2 separate regions of the Homo sapiens genome follow, and region 2 is linked to region 1. A link is an interaction called in ENCODE POLR2A ChIA-PET data of the cell type or tissue named here. Cell type or tissue: Caco-2. All regions are shown on one strand. Links, peaks and the distances in the headings refer to the core of each region. The heading gives the core; the rest is flanking DNA. Region 1 overlaps LIPE-AS1 (LIPE antisense RNA 1). Region 2 overlaps MEGF8 (multiple EGF like domains 8).

Region 1 (16,713 bases), core at 4,987-12,986:
ACCTTTGTGCTGCAAATGAGAAGAAGCTGAGGGAGGCGAGGTGAGTGGTCAGCATCATCCAGCCAGTTCATAGCAGAGCTAGTGTGTTTCACCTCAAAGTTTGTGCTCTTGCCTATGATTCAGACAGAAAAGTGAGACACAGCAGGAAGGCAAGGCAAATTTTTGTTGTGGGTGAAGTTTATAAAAGGTACCTGTATTAGGCAGAATAATGGCCTCCTGAAAATATCCACATCCTAATCCCTGGGACCTGTGCATTTTACTTTATTTGGCAGAAAGACTTTGCAGATAAGATGAAGTTAAGAATCTTGAGATGGGGGAATTATCCTGGATTATCTGAGTGGGCACATTATAATCAGAAGGATCCTTATAGGTGAAAGAGGGAGGCAGGAGAGTCAGGGTGAAAATGATGTAGCATGAGGAAGACTCCACTGGCCACTGCTGGCTTTGAAGATGGAAGGGGGCCATAAGCAAAGGAATATAGGTGGCATCGAGAAGCTGGGTCGGGCAAAGAAGAGGATCCATTCCTTAAACCTCCAGAAGGAAACCTCCAGAAGGAACACCGCCAATGCCTTGATTTTAGCCCAGAGAAATCTATTTTGGACTTTTGACCTCCAGAACTATAAGAACTGGGAAAAATGTATGTAGTTTTTACATTCCAGGAGGTTACAGTCTGCTACATAGTGAAAAGGGACTGGAAAAAATAGGCCAAAATATTAAACAACGATTAGGTCTAGATTATGGGTGGAAAATAGAATACAAGTGATAGCTATTTTTTCTTTCATACTTTATGTCTTAATTTTCAAAGGTAAGAAATTAAAGGTAATTACTGTCAGGCCTCTGAGCCCAAGCTAAGTCATCATATCTCCAGTGATCTGCATGTATACATCCAGCTGGCCCGAAGCAACTGAAGAACCACAAAAGTAAAAAGAGCCAGTTCCTGCCTTAACTGATGGCATTCTACCATTGTGATTTGTTTCTGCCCCACTCTAACTGATCAATTGACCTTGTGACATTCTTTTTCTTGGACAGTGAGTCTCATGATCTCTCCACCGTGCACTTTGTGACCTCCACCACTGCCCACAAGAGAAAACCACCTTTAACTGTAATTTTCCACTACCTACCCAAATCCTGTAAAACTGTCCCCCCAATTCTCCCTTTGCTGACTCTCTTTTCAGACTCAGCCCACTTGCACCCAAGTGCCTGTATAGTAGACTGTCTTCACATGGACGCGAGTAACAATTACATTGCGATGTTATAAATAGAAGTATTTCAATGTACCTGTTAAATCCTCTGGACGATCACTGAGAAGGCATATCTTTGAGTGTAAGGATGAATTTGCCAAGGACAGGAGTGACGTTATAGGCACAGTTTTTTAAAGGCAGGAAGAGAGGGCCTTATCCTTCAACCTAAATGGTCCATCATTTCCATGGATCAAACTCAAAGGAATGACTAGTCATCAAGGAATGTGTTCAGTGACATCTTATGGGGTAAACTGAGACATTCCAGGAGCCTGGAATCAATGTGAAGTAGTTTCAGACTTGGTGGCAGGGGAGAATGTGCTCCTAAAATCTGTTGTTTAGGGCTCAGCCTTTTCTGCTTTTTTCTTCCTATTATTTCTTAACAATGCTGAGGTGGGCAGGGCCCCAGTCCCGGAACAGGTCACCTGTACTTAATAGGAAGGTTTGTTTCCTTTGTTGAAAGGGGTGGATATATAGCCCTGAGTTTGTTTTTTTTTTGTTTTTCTTTACTAGCAATTAGGGAAACATAGAGTGGCTGCTTTCTCTACTAACAGCCTCATAATGGAGCCATCTAAATCTCTTACTGATTCCTCTAACCTCCAGGGAGCCACACCTTTACCCAGTCCTCCTAGATCCTGGGGGAATCAGAGGACCTTGTGTAAGCACTATGTGAGGAAACAAGAAAACCTAGGGGTAAGAACTCTTGTAATTGCCTCTTTTTTTTTTCTTTCTTTTAAAATATTTTAAACTTTTATTTTAGGTTCAGGGCTCCATGTACAGGTTTTTTGTTTTTGTTTTTTGAGACAGAGTCTCGCTCTGTCGCCCAGGCTGGAGTGTAGTGGCGCGATCTCTGCTCACTGCAACCTCCATCTCCTGAGTTCAAGCAGTTCTCCTGCCTCAGCCTCCTGAGTAGCTGGGATTACAGGCGCCAGCCACCACTTCCAGCTAATTTTTATATTTTTATTAGAGACGGGGTTTCACCACGTTGGCCAGGCTGGTCTGGAACTCCTGACCTCAGGCAATCCGCAGCCTCCCAAAATGCTGGAATTACAGGCGTGAGTTACCGTGCCTGGCCTGCAGGTTTGTTATACAGGTAAACTTGTGACTCAGGGGTTTCGTATACAGACTATTTTGTCACTCGGGTACTTAGTACCCAACAGTTTTTTTTTTTTTTTTTCTGATCCTCTCCCTCCTCCCACCCTCCACCCTCAAGTAGGCCCCAGTGTCTGTTGTTCCCCTCTTTCTGTCCATGTGTTCTCATTTAGCTTCCACTTATAAGTGAGAAGACACAGTATTTGGTTTTCTGTTCCTGTATTAGTTTGCTAATCTATTTTATTAAAGTATGTTTCCCTTTCACCCCTCCTCCCTCCCCACCCTAATATTTTAGGGCTAAGCCCTCATCACTGGACACAAAGAAACTGGTTTCTTAGATGCTGCTATGCTTTGGTTCCACCCACCAAGACAATGGGCCTATTTTTTTCTATAATCAAAGGCCCTGTGTTTGGCCCGTACAGTTCTACGTTAAACTGGTGCCAAAGCTCACGCCTTCCTGTTCCGTTCCTTCCAGGTCATCTCAGAATCTGCAGGCTTGTGGGGCAGGGTAGGGAGTCCTGAGTGGTGACCACAGAAAGGGGAAAGCTGTGGGAATCCAAGACAGTTGTTCTTGAGAGAGTCTTCTAGGCCTGTTGGCAGAAGAAGCAGAATTGTGGGCCAGGACCTGGGTCCTGGTGTTGGTGACTGAGCTCTGACTTTGAATGAGTAGATTTGCCTATCTAGGCCTTAGCTGTGCCTGCTGCAAAATGAGATTTGAGATGAACTCAAGCCCTTACAGCTTGACTGCTCTAGCCATGCATTTTCTTTTCTCTTCCTCATTGAAATCTATATCATTCCTTCAGGGCCCAAGGACCCATGCTCAGAAGAAATCAATTTGGCTAATGTCCTTATGAGAGGGGACCAACCCTCAGGCTTTATGTGCTCTTTGGCCTTTTATGCAAGAGTGGTGAGGGTGGATATTTTTGTTCTGGTCTTCTTTTGGTGCTCTTTGATAGCAGGAAGGGCAGAGTCCTGACAGACTGTGAAAGTCTTGACCACCAGCTTAAGGAGTCTGGACTCTTGTGAGTGTGGAACTACCAGAGGCTTAAAGTGGGAAGTGACCTGTGTCTCAGGACACATACTCTAGGAGAAGTGTGGCTGTGCAGAGTCCACATGAGAGACTCAGATCTGAAGTGAGAAATCAGAGGGCATGAAGAACAGGGGCATAGGCGTGAGCCATTTGAGGAAGAGTTGGAGGTCTTTGTGAGTGACCAGAGGGGAGGAGATGGGAAGGAGGGGCCTGAAGATGGCTCCGAGCTGTGTCTAGTTTGGGATTTTGGGTGGACCAGATGTCATTAGCCCCAAGATAAGGGTGGGGCTAGGTTGATTAGGGGCTGAAATGCTAAACCTAGTTTTGAATGTTAGATAAGATGCCTATCGGCCATCCAGGTGGAACTACTGTGTGGGGAGTGGGAAGAATACAGCTGGCGCTGGAGCCAGGGAGTGGTAGAGGGTGAAGAGGAAAGAGGGAGTGAGCTGGGGGGGTCTCTGCCTCTGTAGTAACTTCACACCTGCTCTCCTGCGTCGAGCTCATGGCTGTGTTCTACTCTTTCCCTCTCTGTTCTCTGATCAGAGCAATTTTTCAGGGTTTTGGCTGGATAGATATTATTAGCCCAGGGGTCACATATTTACTACCAATAGGTCTTTTGGAAAATGGGGACTGTGAATCAATGAATGGAGAGGTGAAAAGAGGAGAGTGAAGGAAGGACTTTTGGAGAAAGATAATAGGGAAGAGGAGGCAGGTGAAACACATGCTATAAAATGTGTTAGCATTCATTATAAACTATAAAAAGCACAATGCAAATGTACAGTTCTGCTGAGAACACTGTGACCATGGGTTGGAAGGGGGAGAGGTGAGACTAGGAGGGTAAAGGGGAAGAAGTAGCTTAGAAGGATGAAGCCAAAAGCCAGGCTACTAGATCTAGAAGTCTCCTTGGAAGGCTCTCTACTGCTTAAAAATTACTTGGCCTATCCAATCTCTTTGGTGTAATGAGTTTTTTTTTTTTTTTTTTTTTTTTTTGGAGACAGAGTTTTGCTCTTGTTGCCCAGGCTGGAGTGCAATGGCACAATCTTGACTCACTGCAACCTCCACCTATGGGGTTCAAGTGATTCTTCTGCCTCAGCCTCTGGAATAGACGGGATTACAGGCATGCGCCACCACACCCGGCTAATTTTGTATTTTTAGTAGAGAGGGGGTTTTGCCATGTTGGCCAGGCTGGTCTTGAACTCCCGACCTCAGGTGATCCGCCCGCCTTGGCCTCCCAAAGTGCTGGGATTATAGGCATGAGCCACTGTGCCTGGCCTGGGTGTAATGAGTAATGGGTCTTATATGTTTATATGACGATATTAAATGCTAATAGCCAACAAATATTGTATGCTTACAATTAGTACATCTAACACAGCTAGTGTAACTAATATTGTGTACTAATAGTACGATGAGTGGCCAACAAATATTGTGTGCTCAGTATATACCAGGCAGTGTGCTAAACACTTTAACTAGATTACCTCAGTTGATCCTCACAACAGCACATGCGGCGGGTACTTTTATTGGCCCCATTTTACAGATGAGGGGAGTGAGGTATAGTCATTTGCCCAGGGCCTTGCAGCTTGTATGCTGGAGCCAGAATATGAAGCCAGGCCGCCTGGGGGACTATATAGCATGTGGTCTTAATCACTCAGCAGTTCAGGGTAGTTCAGTACATTCTGTACTTTTCTGTTTTTTTGTTTTTGTTTTTTTTGAGATGGAGTCTTGCTCTGTCACCCAGGCTGGAGTGCAGTGGTGCAATCTCGGCTCACTGCAGCCTCTGCCTCCCAGGTTCAAGTGATTCTCCTGCCTCAGCCTCCCGAGTAGCTGGGACTACAGGCACGCACCACCACGCCCGGCTAATTTTTGTATTTTTAGTAGAGACAGGGTTTCACTGTGTTGGCCAGGGTGGTCTTGAACTCCTGACCTCGTGGTCTGCCCACCTCAGCCTCCCAAAGTGCTGGGATTACAGACGTGAGCCACCGTGCCTGACCTTTTCTGTGTTTTTTTTTGTTTGTTTGTTTTCTTTTGTTTCCTTTTACCTCTGACGAAGACATAGATAAAATGCAGCTCAGGTACAGAAAGTGTCAACTTTCAGGTTGATTCCCAGATTGAGAGCAGGAATGCTGAGGAAAGCAACAGGGTAGGACTTCTCATAGAGTGGTCCTTGGATCATCTGTATTGGGATCTTCGAGGATGTTTATTAAAAACTGAGATCTAGGCTGGGCGTGGTGGCTCACACCTGTAATCCCAGCACTTTGGGAGGCCGAGGTGGGCAGATCACAAGGTCAGGAGATTGAGACCATCCTGGCTAACACGGTGAAAACCCGTCTTTACTAAAAATACAAAAATCAGCCGGGCATGGCGGCAGGCGCCTGTAGTCCTGGCTGATGGGGTGGCTGAGGCAGGAGAATGGCGTGAACCCAGGAGGCGGAGCCTGCAGTGAGCCGAGATTGCACCACTGCACTCCAGCCTGGGCAACAGAGCGAGACTCCATCTCAAAAACAAACAACCGAGATCTAGGCCAGGCGCGATGGCTCGTGTCTGTAATCCCAGCACTTTGGGAGGCCGAGGCGGGGGATCTCTTGAGGTCAGGAGTTCAAGACGAGCCTGGCCAACATGGTGAAACCCTGTCTCTACTAAAAATATAAAAATTAGCTGAGCATGGGGGTGTGCACCTGTACTCTCAGCTACTCAGGAAGATGAGGTGGGAGAATTGCTTGAACCCAGGAGGCAGAGGTTGCAGTGAGCCGAGATCGCGCCACTGCACTCCAGCCTGGGCAACAGAGTGAGACGGTCTCAAAACAAAAACAACAACAAACAAAACAAAAAATACCCTGAGATCTATAGTTATCACTTGGGCCAACTGAAAGAAGAATTTCTCAAACATTGATGTTTGAGACCTACTGATTTAAGGCTGAATGTCTGGTTCTGGAAGGAAATGGAATCTTGGCTTCTTCAGTCACCACAGTTTGGGTCTTGTTCCTCTGTAAAATTAACAATGTAGGCCGGCACGGTGGTTCACGCCTGTAATCCCAGCACTTTGGGAGTCTGAGGCGGGTGGATCACCTGAGGTCAGGAGTTTGAGACCAGCCTGGCCAACATGGTGGAACCCCGTCTCTACTAAAAATACAAAAATTAGCCAGGCTTTGGTAGCGCATGCCTGTAATCCCGGCTACTAGGGAGGCTGAGGCAGGAGAATTGCTTGAACCTAGTGGGTAGAGGTAGCAGTGAGCCAAGATCACGCCACTGCACTCCAGCCTGAGCGACAGAGCGAGACTCCATTTCAAACAAACAAACAAACAAACAAAACCCAAAACAATAATGTGGTCCGTGCTCTCTTTCTTTCTTTGGGCTCTTGGAGGGGTGGGGTGGGAGGACCAAGAGTGGATAAAATTGCACTTGCCTTTATACCAGAGGAGGCACTGTGAGGCAGCATCTCTTACATTTACCTTTCATTTATTTTTCTCCCCCAGATGGGTTTCACTTCTCTCTCTGTCCTGTTGGGGAACTTCCCAGCTGAGGACCTCCATGTGGTTTGGTGCTCGGTTGGGCGATGAGCATTGGGAGGGGAGCAGTTGTAGTGACTTCTCTCGGGCCTGCCATGCTCTGCCATGGAGGTGGAGTGACATGAAGTTTAGCTGCTTCACCTCAGTCTGCTCAAGAGTGGGGACTGCTGAGAGCAGTGAATGGGGGACAGTGGAATTGCAGCCTGGGATGTGAAACGGGGATCCTGTTACCTGCAGCTGTAGTCTTCACGTGTCCTCATCTTTTGTGACTCCCCTAGGGCCCTGAGCTGAGCAAGACAGACAAACAGGAGGAAGTATTAATCTTTCTGCTTCCATCTCATCCACTAGCAAGTTTGGAAGGCCAGTCCAGTTATACCCACTGCCTCGGGTGAGGACATCAGAGAGTTTTATGCAGCTCAGTTTTGGGGATGTTCACACACTCTGGCCTCAGGAAGATCCAGAAGTGAGGGAAAGGCTCTGGGCTGGGAGTGAGGAGGCCTTGTTCTGTGTCAGCTAAGCTACCGACGTTCTTTGTTACCATGAGAAAGTCACTCGCTCACTCTGGACGGGAGTTTTCTTATCTGTAAGCTGTTGGATTTGAGTGAGATCATCTTTTGTGTTCTCAAGTTCTGATTCTGTGATTAACAGTGGTAGGTTGAGGCAGGTGTGGCAGAGCCCCGAATGCTGCTTTTTCTGTCACATGTGCCTCCCTCCCCCAAAAGGAACAAGTAGTGAGTTTTATTTGCATCTCTTCTTGAATAGCTCTGTGTTTCTAAGGGCTGAAGAGGCCCACTGTGGGTGTGGTGAGGAGAGTCTGGAGGCAGGAGCTTCCTTTGGCTCTGGGGAAGGAGGCCCAGTTGGTAGCTTCCCTGCCATTGCACAGACTTCTTATGTTCCAGTAATAACATGACTTCCCTCCCTGTTCTGCCTGCCTCTCTAATATTCAGTTTCTAGAGTAGGCTATGATTGTTTTGATAGATTTCCCAACTGTTTCCTGCCTATGTGTCTTTGAAGCAAATAGCAGGAAATTCTTTTCATAGCCATCAGGGTCTCTGTTTCATATTTCCCCTTTTCCATAGAACCTGACAGATCCAGGGCACAGAGAGACACATGTGCATGTTCCAGCTCCCAGTATTCATACAGATATGGTGAAGGGTAGGTGGAGTTAGATTCTTACGGTTTGGTTAGTATTGTCCGGGGAGCTCCTGTAACACATGTGAGATTCTGTGTTCTGTGATAATGTCTTGTATGTCACTGCTACTTAAGAGTTTAAGGTGAAGCTTTGTGAGTGTATTACATGTGTCTGGTGCATGCGTGTGGGTCAGAATGTGGATCAGTGGCTGCTGATGTGCTGATGCTGAGAGGAAGTGATTTAGGAGCTGGGCTTGCTCTCTTTATGTTTCTGCTTTTTGTGCAATGTCCTGGTAACTTGTCAGAGGCTGGATAAGATGTTAGAAATTTTCTTAATCCAGTCTGAAATCTGCCTTGTTTTATTCCTGGGTATGAATCATGTGAGGGGTTGGGAGGTGGAGGATGAAATTCCCATACCTTCTGAATAGTCCAAGGTCAGTTCTCAGAAATCAGATGTTGGTTGTTTAGCCATCACACCCTTAGATTTATGAGTTGGACCTAGAGGATTTGATCGCTTCTGTGACAGAGGTATCATCCTGTTCCCAGAAAACTGGCGACACGTTGACATGCAGGAAATTGGTCAGATTTATGGCTTGTTTCTAACCAACATGTAGGCGTTCTGCCCTTTAAAAACAATTAAATTTCACTGATGTTTTTCATGTATCTAACAAGGGCCAGTTGCTGAATTCTCAAAGATAAATAAAATAAGCCGGGCGTGGTGGCTCACGCCTGTAATCCCAGCACTTTGGGAGGCCGAGGCAGGTGGATCACTAGGTCAGGAGTTCAAGACAAGCCTGGCCAAGATGGTGAAACCCCACTTCTACTAAAAATACAAAAATTAGCCGGGGTGGTGGCGGGCACCTGTAATCCCAGCTACTTGGGAGGCTGAGGCAGGAGAATCGCTTGAACCCAGGAGGCGGAGGTTGCAGTGAGCCGAGATCGCGCCACTGCACTCCAGCCTGGGCGACAGAGTGAGACTCCATCTCAAAAAAAAAAAAAAAAAAAAAGATAAATAAAATAGGATCTCTTTCCTCAGGAACAAACGGTTTGTCTTTTTTTGAACATGGACTTCTGGGGCTAATTCTCACAGTACCCAACTGTCTGTCTTGCAAGCCTTTGGGAGCTCTCAGAACCAGACAGGCTAGCTCAGTCATGCAGCAGCTGACACAGGAGAGTGGGGTGTGAGTCCAGCCCCTTGCCACTTTCTGACTCTCCCTTTTAGGACACAGTGGCCATGGGAAGGCAAGACACTGGGCTCCTTAAGAAAGGCTGTGGGGGGAATGTGGTGGAGGTGGCAACTGCAATTATCCCTCAGCTTGCCCCTCATCTCTCCAGATACAACAGCATGGCCTCAAGCACACCCAGAAGTGGAGAATGAGTGTATGTTCCCTGGGGGACCAGAAATGGATTTGTTAGTTGTTCTTACAAACTGTAGTAGTGAGATGGCAGGGCAATTTGAGCCTTGCGGAGTCATGAGTCATCCGTAGGGAACTATAATTACTTCTCTCCATTCAGACCAGGATGCTAGGCAGTAGTTAAATGGGGCAGGGCCAGGCACGGTGGCTCATGGCTTTAATCCCAGCAATTTGGGAGGCTGAAGTGGGAGGATTGCTTGAGGCCAAGAGTTTGAGACTAGCCTGGCCAACTTGGTGAAACCTTGTCTCTACTAAAAATATAAAAATTAAGGCTGGGCATGGTGGCTCATGCCTGTAATCCCTGTACTTTGGGAGGCCGAGGTGGGTGGATCACCTGAGGTCAGGAGTTTGAGACCAGCCTGGCCAACATGGTGAAACCCCCATCTCTACCAAAAATACAAAAATTTGCTGGGCGAGGTGGCACACGCCTATAATCCCAGCTACTCAGGAGGCTGAGGCAGGAGAATTGCTTGAACCCGGGAGGAGGAGGTTGCAGGGAGCTAAAATCTTGCCAGTGTACTCCAGCCTGGGTGACAGAGTGAGACTTTGTCTAAAAAAAAATATATATGTATATATATATATATTTATACACACACACACACGCACACATGCACAGATAGATAGACATAGATATCTATATATATAGGTATCTATCTATATATAAAAATTAGCTGGGCATGGTGGTGCACACTTGTAATCCTAGCTACTCGGGAGGCTGAGGCATGAGAATCACTTGAACCCAGCAGGTGGAGGTTGCAGTGAGCTGAGATCATACCACTGCACTCCAGCCTGGGTAATAGAGTGAGACTCCATCTCAAAAAAAGGGAGGGAGGGGCATTTGTGGAGAAAGATGCACAAGAAATGCTCAGGCCAGGCATGGTGGCACATGCCTGTAATCCCAATCCTTTGGGAGGCCGAGGTGGGAGGACTCCTTGAGCCCAGGAATTCAAGACCAGTCTGGGCAACATAGCGAGACCTTATCTCTAAAAAAAAAAAAAAAAAAAAATTTAAAAATTTAGCTGAGTATGGTGACACATGCCTGTAGTCCCAGCTACTTGAGAGGCTGAGGCAAGATGATCACTAGAGCCTTGGTGGTCGAGGCTGCAGTGAGTCATGATTGCCCCACAGCACTCCAGCCTGAGTGACAGAGGGCAGAGTCTGTCTCAAAATAAAAAAATAAAAAAGACATACTCAGACCAACTGGTGCCACATTTTTGTCGGAGGCTCATACATTAAGCTGCTGTCCCCTCCACCACACAGAGGCACAAAGGCAGTGGCAGCTGGGACTTCCTTCCCTGTTTTCTCCCATTCTTCTAATTCTTCATGATGCCCTTTTGTGACTTCTTTCCCCCTTTAATACTGCTTTTGATATCATTTCAGCCTGATGTCACTTGTGCAAAATCACTGGGGGTAGGCTGGGTGAAAATTTTCCAAACCACACATTCTTTTTTTTTTTGGGACAGAGTCTCACTCTGTTGCACAGGCTGGAGTACCATGTCACAATCACGACTCACTGCAGCCATGACCTTTTGGGCTTAAGTGATTTTCCTGCCTCAGCTTCCGGAGCAGCTGGCGCATGCGACCACACTTGGCTAATTTTTTGTAGAGACAGGGTCTCACTTTGTTGCCTACACTGGTCTCAAACTCCTGGGCTCATGTGATCCTCCTGCATCAGCCTCCCAAAGTGCTAGGATTATATATCAGCTTGAGCTGCTGTACTCAGCCCAAACCCCACATTCTTTTTTTATTTTTGTTTTTTATTTTTTGAGACAGGGTCTTGCTGTATCACCCAGGCTGAAGTGCAGTGGTGTGAACATACCTCACTGCAGTCTCAACCTCCTGGGCTCAAGCGATCCTCCCACCTCAGCCTCCTGGGTAGCTGAGACCACAGGTGTGAGGTGTGTGCCACCACATGTGGCTAACTTTTTAACTTATTTTTGTAGGGACGGGGTCTTGCTATATTGTTCAGGTTAGTCTCTAGCTCCTGGGCTCAAGTGATCCTCCTGCCTCAGCCTCCCATAGTGCTGGGATTATAGGCATGAGCCACTGCGTCTGGCCCAAACCCCATGTTTTTTTTTTTTTTTTTGAGACGGATTCTCTGTCGCCTAGGCTGCAGTGCGATGGTGTGATCTTGGCTCACTGCAATCTCTGCCTCTTGGGTTCAAGTGATTCTCCTGCCTCAGCCTCCCTAGTAGCCAGGATTACAGGTGCCCACCACCGCACCCAGCTAATTTTTGTTTGTATTTTTAGTAGAGACAGGGTTTCACCATATTGGCCAGGATGGTCTCGAACTCCTGACCTCAGCTGATCCACCCACTTGGGCCTCTCAAAATGCTGGGATTATAGGTCTGAGCCACCACGCCTGGCCCCAAACCCCACATTCTTAATGGCAGCTCTGGGCCCTACATAATTTCACTTCTTCAGGGTGACCCTGGGAACTTAATTCTAACTTGGGTCCTATTGTAGCTCTTTAACCACCCCAACAGCTCTGTAAGTATAGTTCAGCTTGAGAGAAAGAGACACAGAGAGAGAAACTTCAAGCACTGGGTGTTTGGTGCCTTGGGAGTCAGACAGACTGGACCTGGATTTAAATCCACTTTGTTCTCTATTATCTGCGTGATCTTGGACAACTGACTTAAGCTCTCTAGGGCTCAATTGCGACATTTGTAAAATGAAGATGATACCATGTAATAGTTATAATAGCTACTGTATTGAGCACTTTATATTTATTAATACAGTTAATCCCCATATATCTCTAGGAATTAGGTACTATTGTAGTTGTCATTTCTCAGATAAGAAAACTGAGGCATAGAGAGGTTAAGCAGCATGCCAACAGTAACACAATTCTTAAGTTGTGGAGCTGGGATTCTGAACATGGAAGCCCAACCTCAGAGCCTGTGTCCTTAACTACTGCAGTGGACTATAGTCCACAGAATGTTAACAAGGATTGAGGTGGGGGGAAAAAAACAAAAAAGCCCCCCAAAAACACAAAGCATTTAAAGTACCAGGTATAGAGCTTGGCAATAAGTTATTAAATTACATAACTGATGGCAGTAAATGGCAGCTGTTGCCGCCAGGGTAGAAAAGCCTGTTTTCCAAGCTGTGTTTCCCCATGGGCACACGGAGGATGTGGCCCTCAGTCAGGGCAAGGCAGGAGAGAGACGGGTCTTCCCGCTGTCCAGGGTTTGCAAGGTGTCAGGGCTTCTTCCACTCCGACTCTGTTAGACACAGTTTGTTGGCAAAGTCTTGTTTCTCTAATCCCAAAGTTGCCTAACAGGCCCCGAAAGGAAAACACAGGAGCAGGGTGGCCATAGGAAAGGGCTCCCTTCCAGTGAGCCAGTTGCTCAAGAATCACTTTTCTCACTGCTTCAGAGGAATCTGGCTTTTTGTATCCTGCTGTCTTACCCATTTGGTCAGGGCTCCTGGATAAGCTACCTGGGGAACAGAGTGGGGCCTCTGCCTAAATTGGCACAAGGTGAAGAGTCAATGCCAAGAAACAAAGGAGACCCTGCAGGGACCTGGGGAAACCCAAATCTGGGCTTCAGGGGAAGGGAGCATCAAGCCTGCTCTGATTCTTTGTCATGTATACTTTGGCCCTCTGCCTGGGCTTGTGAATGTCTTGGTTAGTCACTGAGCAGTTCGGGTGCACCTGTCCCATTCAAGACACCAACTGGGTTAGAGGCAGCATGGTTTTTGGCTAAATGTTTTTATGGAAGCTGAGGAACCTGCATTTCACTATAGCTCTGCCACTTTTTAGTTAAGTTGTGTGATCTTGACAGTTTACTCTTTTGTGAGCCTCACTTTTCTCATTTGAGAAAATTATGAAGATCTTTTTTGAGACAGAGTCTCATTCTGTTACCAGGCTGGAGTGCAGTGGCTTGATCACAGCTCACTGTAGCCTCGTCTTCCTGGGCTCAAGCAATTTTCCCATCTCAGCCTCCCAAGTAGCTGGGACTACAGATGTGTGCCACCATGCCTGGCTAATTTTTAAATTTCTTGTGGAGATGAAGTCTCTCTATATTGCCCAGGCTCGTCTGAAACTGCTGGGCTCAAGCAGTCCTCCCACCTCAGCCACCTAAAGTTCTGGAATTATAGGCGTGAGCCACCGTGCCTGGCTGAATTATGAGGATCAAATGACATCATGTACACAAAGGCCTTAGAACAGCAACTTACACATTATAGGTGCTCAGTAAATGCTCATAGTCACAGGTTAGGTGCAGTTGGGAGCTGTGGAGAAATATAAAGTACAATCTCTTGCCTTTAAGGAGGTTGCAGTCTAGATGGGGTGAGAGGTAATAAGATAGAAGATCATGTAAATCACAATGTTGGGAATGCATGTAAAATAATACTGGCTGGTTGTGCGCAGTGGTATTATTGTAGCCAATGAGGTTTATCCGAGGTGCAATTATTGTGAATGGGAAACTTTCGCAATAACATCAGCCAACAAGTGTCATGGACCATGAAGGCTTTGGGAGTTCAGAGCTATGAGAGCTGCCCCATGGGCTAAGCCAGGGAAGGCTTTCTGAACAAGTGAGTGTTGCAAACCTGCAAAGGTTGGAGAGGAAGGTGGAGGGACACTCCAGAAAAAGAACAGAATGAGGCCAAGTAGCATAAGTTCAGAGGATAGGAAGAAAACAGATTGGAACCAAGGGCTTGTAGGAGACATGAGAGGGAAATGAGATTGAATAGGTGGGTTGAGGTCAGGTTGTAAAGAGCTTTGAATGCCGTGCTAAGGAGTTTGGAATTTATCTGAAGGTTTTTGAGGAGGGGAATGATGTTCATATTGTGACCTTGATTTGGCCATGTATTCTTTTAATTTCTCTGGACCTTAGATCCCTTATCTATACAGTAAGAAGTTTGGATCATGTGATTGTAGAGGAGTTTCTCTAGCTAGAGAGTTTATGATTCTATGATACAGGAAGACTATTTTATTTTTGTCTTTATTTATTTATTTATTTTTGAGATGGCGTCTTGCTCTGTTGCCCAGGCTGGAGTGCAGTGGCACGATCTCGGGGCTCACTGCAAGCTCCGCCTCCCTTGTTCACGCCATTCTCCTGCCTCAGCCTCCTGAGTAGCTGGGACTACAGGTGCCCGCCACCATGCCTGGCTAATTTTTTTTTTTTGTATTTTTAGTAGAGACAGGGTTTCACCGTGTTAGCCAGGATGGTCTCAATCTCCTGACCTCGTGATCCGCCCCCCTCAGCCTCCTAAAGTGCTGGGATTACAGGCGTAAGCCACCGTGCCCAGCCGAGGACTTCAATATTTAAAGGAGAAAGAACAGGCAGGAGGAGGAGGAGGAAAGAAAAAGAAAGGGGAGGGTAGGCAGTGAGGCAAACAGTTACATTCTTGGGAGGCTTTGATTAGCACTCAGTGAATTCGCATTTTACATGTGAAAAGAAAGGAATGGAGGGGAAGTCAATTATGCATTTATCTAGTGCTCAATAGATCTACATTTTACATAAGATAATGTAAGACTGTGAAATTACAGCTATCTGTTTAGGAACAAAAAGAAGGCAGTTTCTGCATGACTCAGTTCCCAAGCTTAACTTTTCCCTTTGGCATAGTGAATTTGGGATCCCAAGATTTTATTTTCCTTTCACAAACTCAATACATTGATTAAGTTTAAGACTTCACCATGTGCCTCACACATGGAATCCAGTAAATGTTTGGTGCTGTTTATTCACTCATTGAATTCCTTAATAAGCATGTAGTTTCCTGAATGCCTGCTAGATACTAAGCACTATATTAGGTACTAAGTATATTAATGGAAATAAAAACATGGTGGCCCTTAAGGAGCTCATAGTCTTTTAAAGGAGACAAGTCAAACAGTTACAGAACAGAATGACAAGCATGGGTCAGGCACGGTGGCTCATGCCTGTAATCCCAGCACTTTGGGAGGCTGAGGCAGTTGGATCACCTGAGGTCAGGAGTTTGAGACTAGCTTGGCCAACATGGAGAAACCCCATCTCTACTAAAAATACAAAAATTAGCCAGGCATGATGATGGGTGCCTGTAGTCCCAGCTACTTGGGAGGCTGAGGCAGGAGAATTGCTTGAACTCGGGAGGCGGAAGTTGCAGTGAGCTGAGATCGTGCCATTGTACTCCAGCCTGGGCGACAAGAGCGAGACTCTGTCGCAAAAAAAAAAAAAAAAAAAAAAAAGAATAACAAGCGTTATGATTAAAGGACAAATCAAGTGTTACAGGAGCATAGGGGAGGGCTTACTAACTCATCCTGGGATGAGAATGCTGAGAACAGAGAAACCTTTTCTTTTCTTCTCTTTTCTTTCTATTTTTAAGAGCTAAGTTCTGAAAGAGGAGTAGAAATTGAGAGGAGGGCCGTCTAGGGAGAAGGAACAATACACGCAAAGTCTGTGATGTGAGGGAGTGCAAAGTCAGTGATGTGTTCCGGGAACTGCAAGTAGCTGAGCCTGTTGTCACAGAGAGTACACAGGCACAGTGATTAGAAGTAATCAGGGACCAGATTACGAAGAGCCTGGTATGCTTGGTGAAGAAGTTTAGATTTTATCCTCAAGGTGATGGAGAACTATACCTAGATTTTAGGCAGGGTATTGATGTAACCACCCAATGGGTTCTTCCTGCCTGCTGTACAAATAATGACCACAGCATTGCAGTAAAGAAAGAGTTTATGCGGTGGGACGAAAGAGTTTAATTGACACAAGGCTGGCCACACCACATGGGAGATGGAGTTGTTATTCAAATCAACCTCATCTTCAGCTCATAGGTTAGAGGTTTTTATTTTTTTCCTATTTTATTTTATTTTATTATTATTATACTTTAAGTTTTAGGGTACATGTGCACAATGTGCAGGTTTGTTACGTATGTATACGTGTGCCATGTTGGTGTGCTGCACCCATTAACTCGTCATTTAGCATTAGGTATATCTCCAAATGCTATCCCTCCCCCCTCCCCCCAGGTTAGAGGTTTTTCAAAGGCAGTTTGGGGGAAGGGGTTGGAGTGCTTGCGGCTGATTGGTTTGGGTGGAGATGAAATCATAGGATCTTGAAGCTGCTCTCTTTAGCGAGTTGCTTCTGGCTAGGGCCACAGGAGTGGAGTTGGCAGGTCCAGGTGGAGCTCTGGGTGTCAGACATGCAAAAAACCTGAAAAGATATCTCAAAAGGCCAATCTACAACAGTGATGTTATGTGCAGGACATATCTGGTGACCAGTCTACAGCTTAGCAGAATTCAGGTTCCTCTCCTCCCTCTATCCTGATGGCCTTTCATTAGCTTTACAAAGGTGGTTGAGTTTTGGGGAAGGTTTCTTATCATTTAAACTATAAACCAA
Region 2 (10,311 bases), core at 631-8,630, 87 kb before region 1:
GCCTCCGCCTGGAAGCCGGCTGGGCTCCCACCTCCCGCCTTCCGCCGCTCTGAGCCCTTCCTGGCACCCCTGCTGCTGACAGGGGCCGGTGGGCCCTGGGGACCCATGGGAGGGGGCTGCTGCCCACCAGCCATCCCCGCCACCACTGCTGGGCTGCGAGCTGGGCCCATCACTCTCGAGCCCACAGAAGATGGCATGGCTGGCGTGGCCACACTGCTGCTCCAGCTGCCTGGCGGGCCCCATGCACCCAACGGCGCCTGCCTGGGGTCAGCCCTCGTCACACTGCGGCACAGGCTGCACGAGTACTGTGGGGGTGGTGGGGGTGCTGGGGGCAGTGGGCATGGGACTGGTGCGGGCCGGAAGGGACTGTTGAGCCAGGACAACCTCACCAGCATGTCCCTCTGACATGCCCAGGGTTCTCATCCACAGCAGCTGGGTCACCTGATAGGGCCGCCCTGGACTTGGGGTCCCTCCACCTGGGGGCCCCTGGACACTGTCTACTTGGAGACCACTGGCCCCCTTCCCCCAGGGTTGCCCAGATGGGGCCTCCTTTGTTCTGCATTCAGCAGCTATTTATCGAGTACCTACTCTGTCAGGCACTGTCATAGGCGTGGGGCAAAGCAGGAACCAAGAGACGAGGTTCCCTGATCTCATGGGACTTAGGTTCTGGTGAAGGGAGACAATCAGTGCACATGCACACACCCCACACGCATACACACATGAACACATGCACATGTGCACACACAAGTAAGATGGCTTCAGAGAGGGAGAAGCACTGTGAGGCCTCCAGAGGATGTGGCAGTGAGGGACGATGGGGTGAAGTCAGCTGGGCATTCAAAGAAGCTAGACTGAGAACGCCTGAGAAGAACCAGCTACGGGAAGAGCTTTGGGAAGCAAAGGCAGAGGCCCTGGGGTGGGAGCAGGCTTGTTTTATTGGAAGGACCAGAAAACTGGTAAGTGTGACCCAGATCAAGTGTGAGGAGATGAGGCTGGGGATAGTCAGGGGCTGGATCACCCAGGGCCTTGTGGGCCCCACATAGGGTTTTGGGTTTTATTCTCAGGGCAATGGGAAGCTGTTGGATGGTTTGATGAAGGGGAGTGACAGGATCCGATGTACCTATTTAAGAATTTAAGAGGGTCGGGTGCGGTGGCTCATGCCTATAATCCTAGCACTTTGAGAGGCCAAGGTGGGCTGATCACAAGGTCAAGAGTTCGTGACCAGCCTGGCCAATATGGTGAAACCCCATGTCTACTAAAAATACAAAAATTAGCTGGGCATGGTGGCACACACTTGTAGTCCGAGCTACTCGGGAGGCTGAGGCAGAAGAATCGCTTGAACCCAGGAGGCGGAGGTTGCAGTGAGCTCAGATTGCGTCACTGCACTCCAACCTGGGTGACAGAGCGAGACTCCACCTCAAAAAAAAAAAAAAAATTTAAGAGGTCACTCAGTTGTGCTGTGGAGAATGGACCGGAGGGACAAGAGGGGCAGCAGGGATGGTGGGCTGGAGTAGGGTGCTGGCAATGAGGGAGTCTGGCTCAGATGTGGGATGTGTATGGAAGAATATAAATGATGGTGTGGATGTCAGGGTGAGGGAGGAGACAAAACCACGATGACCCCTAGCTTTGTGGCCTGAACTGTGGGTGGCTGAGGGGATCGTTAATTGAATGGGGCAGACTGAGGCTTGTGAGGAAGATCAGAGTCTGGTTCTTGACATGAGATGCCCTTCAGACATCTCTTCACTCAGGTCCAACTAGGGATACAGAAACACTGAATATTTCAACAGCAGAAATTGAATGGGGGGATTGATAGCGCTGGCGAGGGAAGCAGCTGGAAAGAGACAGATGGCACCCTGAGACAGCCCAGAGGTGAATAGGACCCCCAGGCTGCAGGGATAAAGCTCAGTGGTGGTGTTACCTCACCGGGGACCAGGGTCACACAGCAAAGCTGGAACAACAGAGGCGTGTTGTGGGGGAGCCTCAGAGGGGACAAAACCTCTGCCTGAGATCCCACCCCAGGTGGGCATGGGGGCCACTGAGGTTGGGGATGAAAATGCCGGTACCGTCAGTGCACAGCCCTGTTCCAGACAGTGCTGCCTGGAAGATTTCTGGGCTCTCCTGAGGCGCCACCCCGCACCTGAGCCACCTCCTTGGACTCCTGTCCTCTACCCCTTGAGGACCTCCCTCCCTTCTACCCTAGCTGTCTTCTTGAACTTGGGACTCTCCTTTCCCAAGACTTCCATCACTAGCTCCTGGAGGGACTGGACTTTGCATCTTCCCTTCGCGTGGAGCCTCAGTGTGAGAGGCCCTAGCCAATGCGTGCATGTCAGAGGTGGTGGGGACCACATCAGAAGAAGAGGGGGGTGATGAAATTAACAAATAAAAAGTATGGGGAAAACCCAGGTGTCTGAGCGCGTCTGCACATGTCCCAGCAGGGCTAGGTCTCAACTCTGACCCAGCCCCGCATGCTGGATAACTTGGATAATTGCCCTTATGATGGTGCCACTTCCAAGCTGGGGTGGCTTTGTTCCTGGCTGCCCCTCTTAAAGGGGGAAGGGGGAAGGGGGAAGGGTATGCCCCAACAGAAGCATAATAAATACCAATAAACAGCTCTTGTTTCCCAGAAGGGACGCGCTGAGGGCAGACGTGGGCAGTGGAATTTGACCCTTCCCTAGATCTTCCTCAGGGAAACCCCAGTTTGGCTCAGGAGGGAAAACAGGCTGCCTTGGTCCCAGCTACGGCTTTTTGTTGTTGTTTTGTTTTGCTTTTTGAGGGGACAGAGTCTCACTGTTGCCCAGGCTAGTGTGCAGTGGTGTGATCTTGGCTCACTGCAACCTCTATATCCCGGGTTCAAGTGATTTGCATGTCTCAGCCTCCCAAGTAGCTGGGATTACAGGCACGCGCCACCATGCCTGGCTAATTTTTTTCTATCTTTGGAGGAGACAAGGTTTCACCATGTTGGCCAGGCTGGTTTCAAACTCCTGACCTCAAGTGGTCCGCCCACCTTGACTCCCAAAGTGCTGGGATTACAGTCATGAGCCACTGCACTTGGCCTTTTTCTTTTTTTTTTTGAGACAGGGTGTCTCTTTTTCTGTGACACAGGCTGGAGTGAAGTGATGGAATCATTGCTCACTGAAGCCCCAACTTCCTGGGCTCAGGCGATCCCCCCACTTCAGCCTCCCGAGTAGCTGGAACTACAGACGTGTACCACCTCACCCAGCTAATTTTTGTAATTTTGGTAGAGATGAGGTTTCACCATGTTGCCCAGGCTGGTCTTGAATTCTGGAGCTCAAGTGATCCTCCCACCTTGGCCTCCCAAAGTGTTGGGATTATAGGTGTGAGCCACCATGCCTAGCCCAGGCACAGATTTTATTCTGGGCCCCAATAGAAGGGTTCAAACCAGACAGGGCTGAGAATGAAATGAGACCCTAGCACAATGAGCTTTCTTTTTTTTTTTTTTTTTTTCTCTGAGACGGAATCTCGCTCTGTTGCCCAGGCTGGAGTGCAGTGGTGCAATCTCGGCTCACTGCAGGCTCTGCCCACCGGGTTCACGCCATTCTCTCGCCTCAGCCTCCCGAGTAGCTGGGACTACAGGTGCCCACCACCTCGCCTGGCTAATTTTTTGTATTTTTAGTAGAGACGGGGTTTCACCGTGGTAGCCAGGATAGTCTTGATCTCCTGACCTCGTGATCCGCCCGCCTCCCAAAGTGCTGGGATTACAGGCGTGAGCCACCGCGCCCAGCCCAGTGAGCTTTCTCTAATCCATTAGAGTCACAGTCAAAACCGAAAGCATCATGAGAGCTGCTTTACCTGGCATGCACCTAGGCAAACAAAATCCCTGATTCCTCCCAGGTGGGAGCTGGAGATCTCTGTCCTCTCCATCAGCCTCAGCAGCATAGGCATCTTGCTGGGTGTGTTAAACAATGTATCTTTTCTGCACATCCCGGCTCCAAAGTGCAAGCTGGTTTCTTCATCAGGTGCTCAGCGGAGGACGATGTGTGGGACCCAGAGGGTGTGTGAGTCTCCATTATGGGCCAGGAATAACACTGTATTTTCTTTTTCTTTTTTTTCGGAGATGCTCTTGCTTCGTCACTCAGGCTGGAGTGCAGTGATGTGATCTTGGCGCACTGTAGCTTCAACCTCCTGGGGTCAAGTGATCCTCCCACCTCAGCCTCCTAAGTAGCTGGGACTACAGATGCACGCCACCAGGCCCGGCTATTTTTTTTTGGTATTTTTGTAGAGACAGGTTTTCGCTGTATTGCCCAGGTTTAACATGGTATCTTCATACTTTGTGGGCAATTTAAGGGATTTCCAGGGGTTACCTTGACCTCACGTGAGTTTTGCCTTTATGAGCTATTAGTAGCACCTACCCTCCAGGATATGATCGTGGACTTGCATTTATATGAACTGAGCAGCACATGCTGGACAGTTTGCATAGCATACTGCTGTGGTTTCATTTGGTCTCTCCAGCAATCATATGAGGTCAGTAACCCGTAATCCCCATTTGCAGATGAGAAAACAAAAGGTCATAGACATGGTTTAGCTGTTGCATGAGAGCTGTCAATTGACTCTCAGACCTATGTGCCTGACCACCAGGCTCTTCCACCTCCCAAGGAAGGACCCCTTAAATTAGGTCGACATAGCTGAAAGCTGTCCCAGCACACGTTTAGAGGTGATGCCACATGACTACCTGTACCTCACAGCAGGAAGGGTGAGGCTTTTCCAAGCATCTGTAACCACAAATCAAAAGGGTCAACAGTCCACCTCACTCATGCCTGTAATCCCAGCACTTTGAGAGGCCAAGGCAGGCGGATCACGAGGTCAGGAGTTCGAGATCAGCCTGATCCACATGGTGAAACCCTGTGTCTACTAAAAATACAAAAATTAGTTGGGCATGGTGGTGGGCGCCTGTAATCTCAGCTACTCGGGAGGCTGAGGCAGGAGAATTGCTTGAACCTGGAGGCAGAGTTTGCAGTGAGCCAAGATTATGCCACTGTACTCCAGCCTAGGCGACAGAGCAAGACTCTGTCTCAAAAAATAAATAAATAAAAATAAAAATAAATAAATAAAAGTACAAAAATTGGCTGGGCGTGGTGGCGAATGCCTATAATCCCAGCTACTTAGGAGGCTGAGGCAGGAGAATCGCTTGAACCCGGGAGGTGGAGGTTGCAGTGAGCCGAGATTGCACCACTGTACCCCAGCCTGGGCAACAAGAGCGAAACTCCGTCTCAAAAAACAAAAACAATAGCCAATTTCTGCTAGGGATAATGCAGAATATACCAACTAGAAAGCTAAGGAGTGTGAGATTTGCTGCCCTGAGAGAGGGAGTCCTGAGGGCTTGGAGTTCCACCTGCATGAGCAGAAAGGAGCTAAGATTCTTTAGGACTCCTCTGTGTTATGCGTGGACCTCTCAGGTGAAGTGTCTTCCTAGCAGTCATCCTGTGACTTTGCCCTCCTAAGCAGATGATTTGCACCACGACTGGGCCTTTTCTCTGGGATGCATAGCCACACTCCCTCCGACTCTCACAAGTGCTCTATGGTACGTGTTCCTCCCTCCACGTCAGCCCTCTGCCGTCACTTCTCCCTGCACATACCTGAGTGCAAGTGGCGTATGCTGAGGTGGGAGAGAGTCTGGGCATGGAAGGCTGGATGCCTGGTTCTAGGCTATGTGCAGCTCCAAACCCCCTGGGGATTTCAGGGATAGAGGGAATATTTTACTGAGGGCCTACAGCCCTCCAGGCACTGTGCTGGGTGCTTGGTGTGAATCTTATCTTGCCAACATCACTGGGAGGTGCCAGCTTGGTTTTCCATTTTGCCCATTCGAAAGCTCTGTTGACTAAGAACTCAGGGCTAATTAAGAGACGAGCCAGATTGTGACACAAGCCTGTCTCTGTTGCCCCACACGTTACCTCCAAAGTTGCTTTCCTTTTCTAAGCCAATGTCTTCTGATTGCCTAGAATGGGCCCCGCATTGTGCTGGGGGCTGGGGACAGAGTAGTGAATAAGGTCTCTGCCCTCATGGAGCTGATAAGCCAGTGTGGTGCCCAATAATAAGTAAATGATGCTGCATGCTGGAAAGTGATCAGAAAAGGCAGTGAGAGAGCAGGCGTTTGGCACTTGCTATTTTGCTTTTTTTTTTTTTTGAGATGGAGTTTCGTTCTTGTTGTCCAGGCTGGAGTGCAATGGCGTGGTCTCAGCTCCCTGCAATCTCTGCCTCCCGGGTTCAAACGATTCTCTTGCCTCAGCCTCCCAAGTAGCTGGTATTACAGGTGCCTGTCACCACACCTGGCTAATTGTTGTATTTTTAGTAGAGACAGGGTTTCACTATGTTAGCCAGGCTGGTTGTGAACTCCTGATCTCAGGTGATGCACCCACCATGGCCTCCCAAAGTGCTGGGATTACAGGCATGAGCCACTGCACCCGGCCTGAGACTTGCTATTTAACATAGGTGGGATGGGAAGGCCTCTCTTGTAAGACGATACATGAGCAGAAATTAGGGAGTGAGCCAGAGGGACATTTGAGGGAGGAGCAATTCCAGGCCAAGGGAACAGCCAGTGCAAAGGCCCTGAGTTGGAGTGTGCCTGACATTTCAGAGAAACAAGACTCATGTGGTTGGAGCAAAGAAGGAATAAGGGGAGATAGGGAGACAAGGTCACAGAGGGAACAAGAGCTATGTCCTGTAGGTCCCTGCACCACGGTGAGGACTCAAGCTTCCACTCTGTCAGAGATGGCACCATGGGAGGATTCTGAGCTTGGGAAGAATGAGCTCTGACGTAGGTGTTCACAGGATTCCCCTGGGAGGAAGAGGCTAATGGGGTAGGAGAGGGTGGGAAGCCCATGGAGGAAGCCCCTGTGTCCGTGTTGAAGAGGAGAGTGGCTGGAACAAGGTCGGGATAGCAGAGTGGAGAGAAGTGGTGAGATTCTGGATATATTCTGAGAGCAGAACCAGCAGAATTTGTTGACAGATTGGACGCTGGGTGAGAGAGAAAGTGACTGAGCAACGGAACGGGTAGAGTTTGCTCTTTCCTGGCATGGCAAAGACTAGGCAGAGTCAGTTTGGGGGTTGGGGTACATCAGCAGTTAGGTTTTATATATGTTAAATTTGAGGTGGCTGTTAGATACCCCGAGGGAAGATGTCACTCAATGAGTGGATACAGCTCCAGAAAGAGAGAGGGAGAGATAACAGCAAATAATAGTAATATATTAATATTAGAATAGGCCGGGCGTGGTGGCTCACACCTGTAATCCCAGCACTTTGGGAGGCCAAGGCGGGTGGATCACGAGGTCAGGAGATCGAGACCATCCTGGCTACCACAGTGAAACCCCATCTCTACTAAAAATACAAAAACATTAGCCGTGCGTGATGGCGGGCGCCTATAGTCCCAGCTACTCAGGACGCTGAGGCAGGAGAATCGCTTGAACCCGGGAGGCGGAGCTTGCAGTGAGCCAAGATCATGCCACTGCACTCCAGCCTGGGCGACAGAGTGAGACTCTGTCTCAAAAAAAAAAAAAGATAGTTACTATATTATACATATTATAGTAATATTAACAATGATTTTGGCCAGGTGTGGCGGCTCACCCCTGTAATCCCAGCACTTTGGTAGGCCAAGATAGGCAGATTGTTTGAGGTCAGGAGTTTGAGACCAGCCTGGCCAACATGGCGAAACCCTGTCTCTACTAAAAATAGAAAAATTAGCCAGGCGTGGTGGCACACGCTTGCAATCCCAGCTACTTGTAGGGCTGAGGCACGAGAATTGCTTGAGCCCCGGAGGTGGAGGTTGCAGTGAGCTGAGATCATGCCACTGCATTCCAGTTTGGGTGACAGAGCGAGATTGTCTTAAGAAAACAAAAAACAATGATTTTGTTTTGTTTTAAGACAGGGTCTCTCTCTGTCACCTAGGCTGGAGTGCAGTGGCGTGATCACAGCTCACTGCAGCCTTGACTTTCTGGACTCAAGCAATCCTCCTGCCATAGCCTCCAGAATAGTTGGAACTATAGGTGTGAGCCACATGCACAGCTAATTTTTTTTTTTTTTTTTTTGAGATGGAGTCTCGCTCTGTCACCCAGGCTGGAGTGCAGTGGTGCAATCTTGGCTCACTGCAAGCTCCGCCTCCCGGGTTCATGCCATTCTCCTGCCTCAGCCTCCCGAGTAGCTGGGACTACAGGTGCCCGCCACCATGCCCAGCTAATTTTTTGTATTTTTATTAGAGACGGGGTTTCACTGTGTTAGCCAGGATGGTCTTGATCTCCTGACCTCGTGATCCGCCCACCTCAGCCTCCCAAAGTGCTGGGATTACAGGCGTGAGCCACCGTGCCCTTGCCCAGCTAATTTTTAAGAATGTTTTTCTTTTTCTTTTTCTTAGACAGGGTCTCATCTTGTGAGCTCATTGCAGGCTTCACCTTCTGGGCTCAAGTGATCATCCTACCTTAGCCTCTCAGTTAGCTGGGACTTCAGGTTCACGTCACCATGCCCAGCTAATTTTTTTCTTTTTTTTGAGAAGGAGTCTTGCTCTGTCATCCAGGCTGGAGTGTAGTGGTGCAATCTCGGCTCACTGCAACCTCTGCCTCCCGGGTTCAAGTGATTCTCCTGCCTCAGCCTCCCAAGTGCGGGGATTACAGGCACCCACCACCATGCCTGATTAATTTTTGTATTTTTAGTAGAGAAGGGGTTTCACCATGTTGGCCAGGCTGGTCTTGCACTCCTGACCTCAGGTGATCCACCTGCCTCCGCCTCCCAAAGTGCTGGGATTACAGGCATGAGCCACCACGCCCCGCCTCATGCCTGGTTAATTTTTGTGTATTTTTTGTAGACACAGTTTTGCCATGTTGCCCAGGCTGGTCTCAAATTCCTGGGCTCAAGCGATCCTCCTGCCTCAGCCTCCCAAAGTGCTGGGATTATAGGCGTGACTGCTCCTGGCTCAAAAATTTTTTGTAGAGGCCGGGCGCAGTGACTCATGCCTGTAATCCCAGCACTTTGGGAGGCCAAGGTGGGTGGATCACGAGGTCAGGAGATTGAGACCATCCTGGCTAACACGGTGAAACCCTGTCTCTACTAAAAAATACAAAAAATTAGCCGGGCATGGTGGCGGGTGCCTGTAGTCCCAGCTACTCGGGAGGCTGAGACAGGAGAATGGCGTGAACCTGGGAGGCAGAGCTTGCAGTGAGCCAAGATTGCGCCACTGCACTCCAGCCTGGGCGACAGAGCGAGACTCCATCTCAAAAAAAAAAAAAAAATTTTTTTTTTCGTAGAGATGTCTCGCTGTGTCGCCCATGCTAGTCTCCAAATCCTGTCCTGAAGTGATCCTCCTGCCTCAGCCCTCCGAAAGCATTGAGATTAGAGGCAGGAGCCAACACATCCAGCCCACAGTGATTTGAGTTCACACTTTGGCCTTTCCCTGTGTACCATCTCTTGTTCTCACAATAGCCATATGACATGCTAGGGACTGTTAGTCCTATAGGGGGAATCAGGTTCAGAAAGGTTTATGAATTCACTAAGATAACACAGCTAAATGGTGAGGAGTCAAGATTAGATCCCAGGTCTGTCCAATTTTGAGACCTGAACATTTTTTGATCTGCTGTTGGTTGCTTTTGCAGGAAAGAGGGTTGATTGAAGTAGACAGTCCCTAAAAATTCCTTTTTAGGCCAGGCGCGGTGGCTCATGCCTGTAATCCCAGCACTTTGGGAGGCCAAGGCGGGAGGATCACCTGAGGTCGGGAGTTCGAGATCAGCCTGACCAACATGGAGAAACCCCGTCTCTACTAAAAATGCAAAATTAGCTGGGGATGGTGGCGCATGCCTGTAATCCCAACTACTCGGGAGGCTGAGGCAGGAGAATCGCTTGAACCCGGGAGGTGGAGGTTGCAGTGAGCTGAGATCACAACATTGCACTCCAGCCTGGGCAACAAGAGCGAAACTACGTCTCAAAAAAAAAAAAAAAAAAAAGGTCCGGGTGCGGTGGCTCACTCCTGTAATCCCAGCATTTTGGGAGGCCAAGGCAGGCGGATCATGAGGTCATGAGATTGAGACCATCCTGGCTAACACGGTGAAACCCTGTCTCTGCTAAAAAAAAAAAAAAAAAATTAGTTGGGCGTGGTGGCGGGCACCTTTAGTCCCAGCTACTCGGGAGGCTGAGGCAGGAGAATGGCGTGAACCCGGAGCTTACAGTGAGCCAAGATCGCGCCACTGCACTCCAGCCTGGGCAACAGAGTGAGACTCCGTCTCAAAAAAAAAAGAAAAAAAATTCGTTTTTAGCTCCAGAGAGCCTTAAGCTTATAAGTTCTCTGCTTTGGAGACAAAAGTCCCCCACGCCTGTTCG

The links. ChIA-PET counts read pairs that join two places held together with the same protein. Peaks named below come from ENCODE experiments on the same cell type or tissue, not always from the same donor. Only the 100,000 strongest peaks of a DNase experiment are listed, where the experiment ranks them.
Region 2: POLR2A ChIA-PET joins it to region 1 with 8 read pairs; 6 of 35 experiments call an interaction of 5 or more read pairs at or near these places.

What each region holds. Positions count from the first base shown.
Region 1 is chr19:42,459,112-42,475,824 of GRCh38, forward strand. The region is part of intron 1 of LIPE-AS1 (LIPE antisense RNA 1); the gene reads left to right. It also overlaps the pseudogene RNU4-60P. Among named protein-coding and RNA genes, the nearest start is that of CXCL17, 25 kb to the left of the region's middle. RefSeq lists enhancers at 6,526-7,026, 6,771-6,980, 12,201-13,181, 14,162-15,142. In Caco-2, for the core only: no CTCF peak of the experiment used is centred there; a DNase peak (open chromatin) is centred at 9,509.
Region 2 is chr19:42,376,371-42,386,681 of GRCh38, forward strand. It overlaps MEGF8 (multiple EGF like domains 8), which reads left to right. Exons shown (of 42, transcript NM_001271938.2): 42 at 1-2,395. The coding sequence ends at 405. Among named protein-coding and RNA genes, the nearest start is that of CNFN, 8.8 kb to the right of the region's middle. In Caco-2, for the core only: no CTCF peak of the experiment used is centred there; no DNase peak of the experiment used is centred there.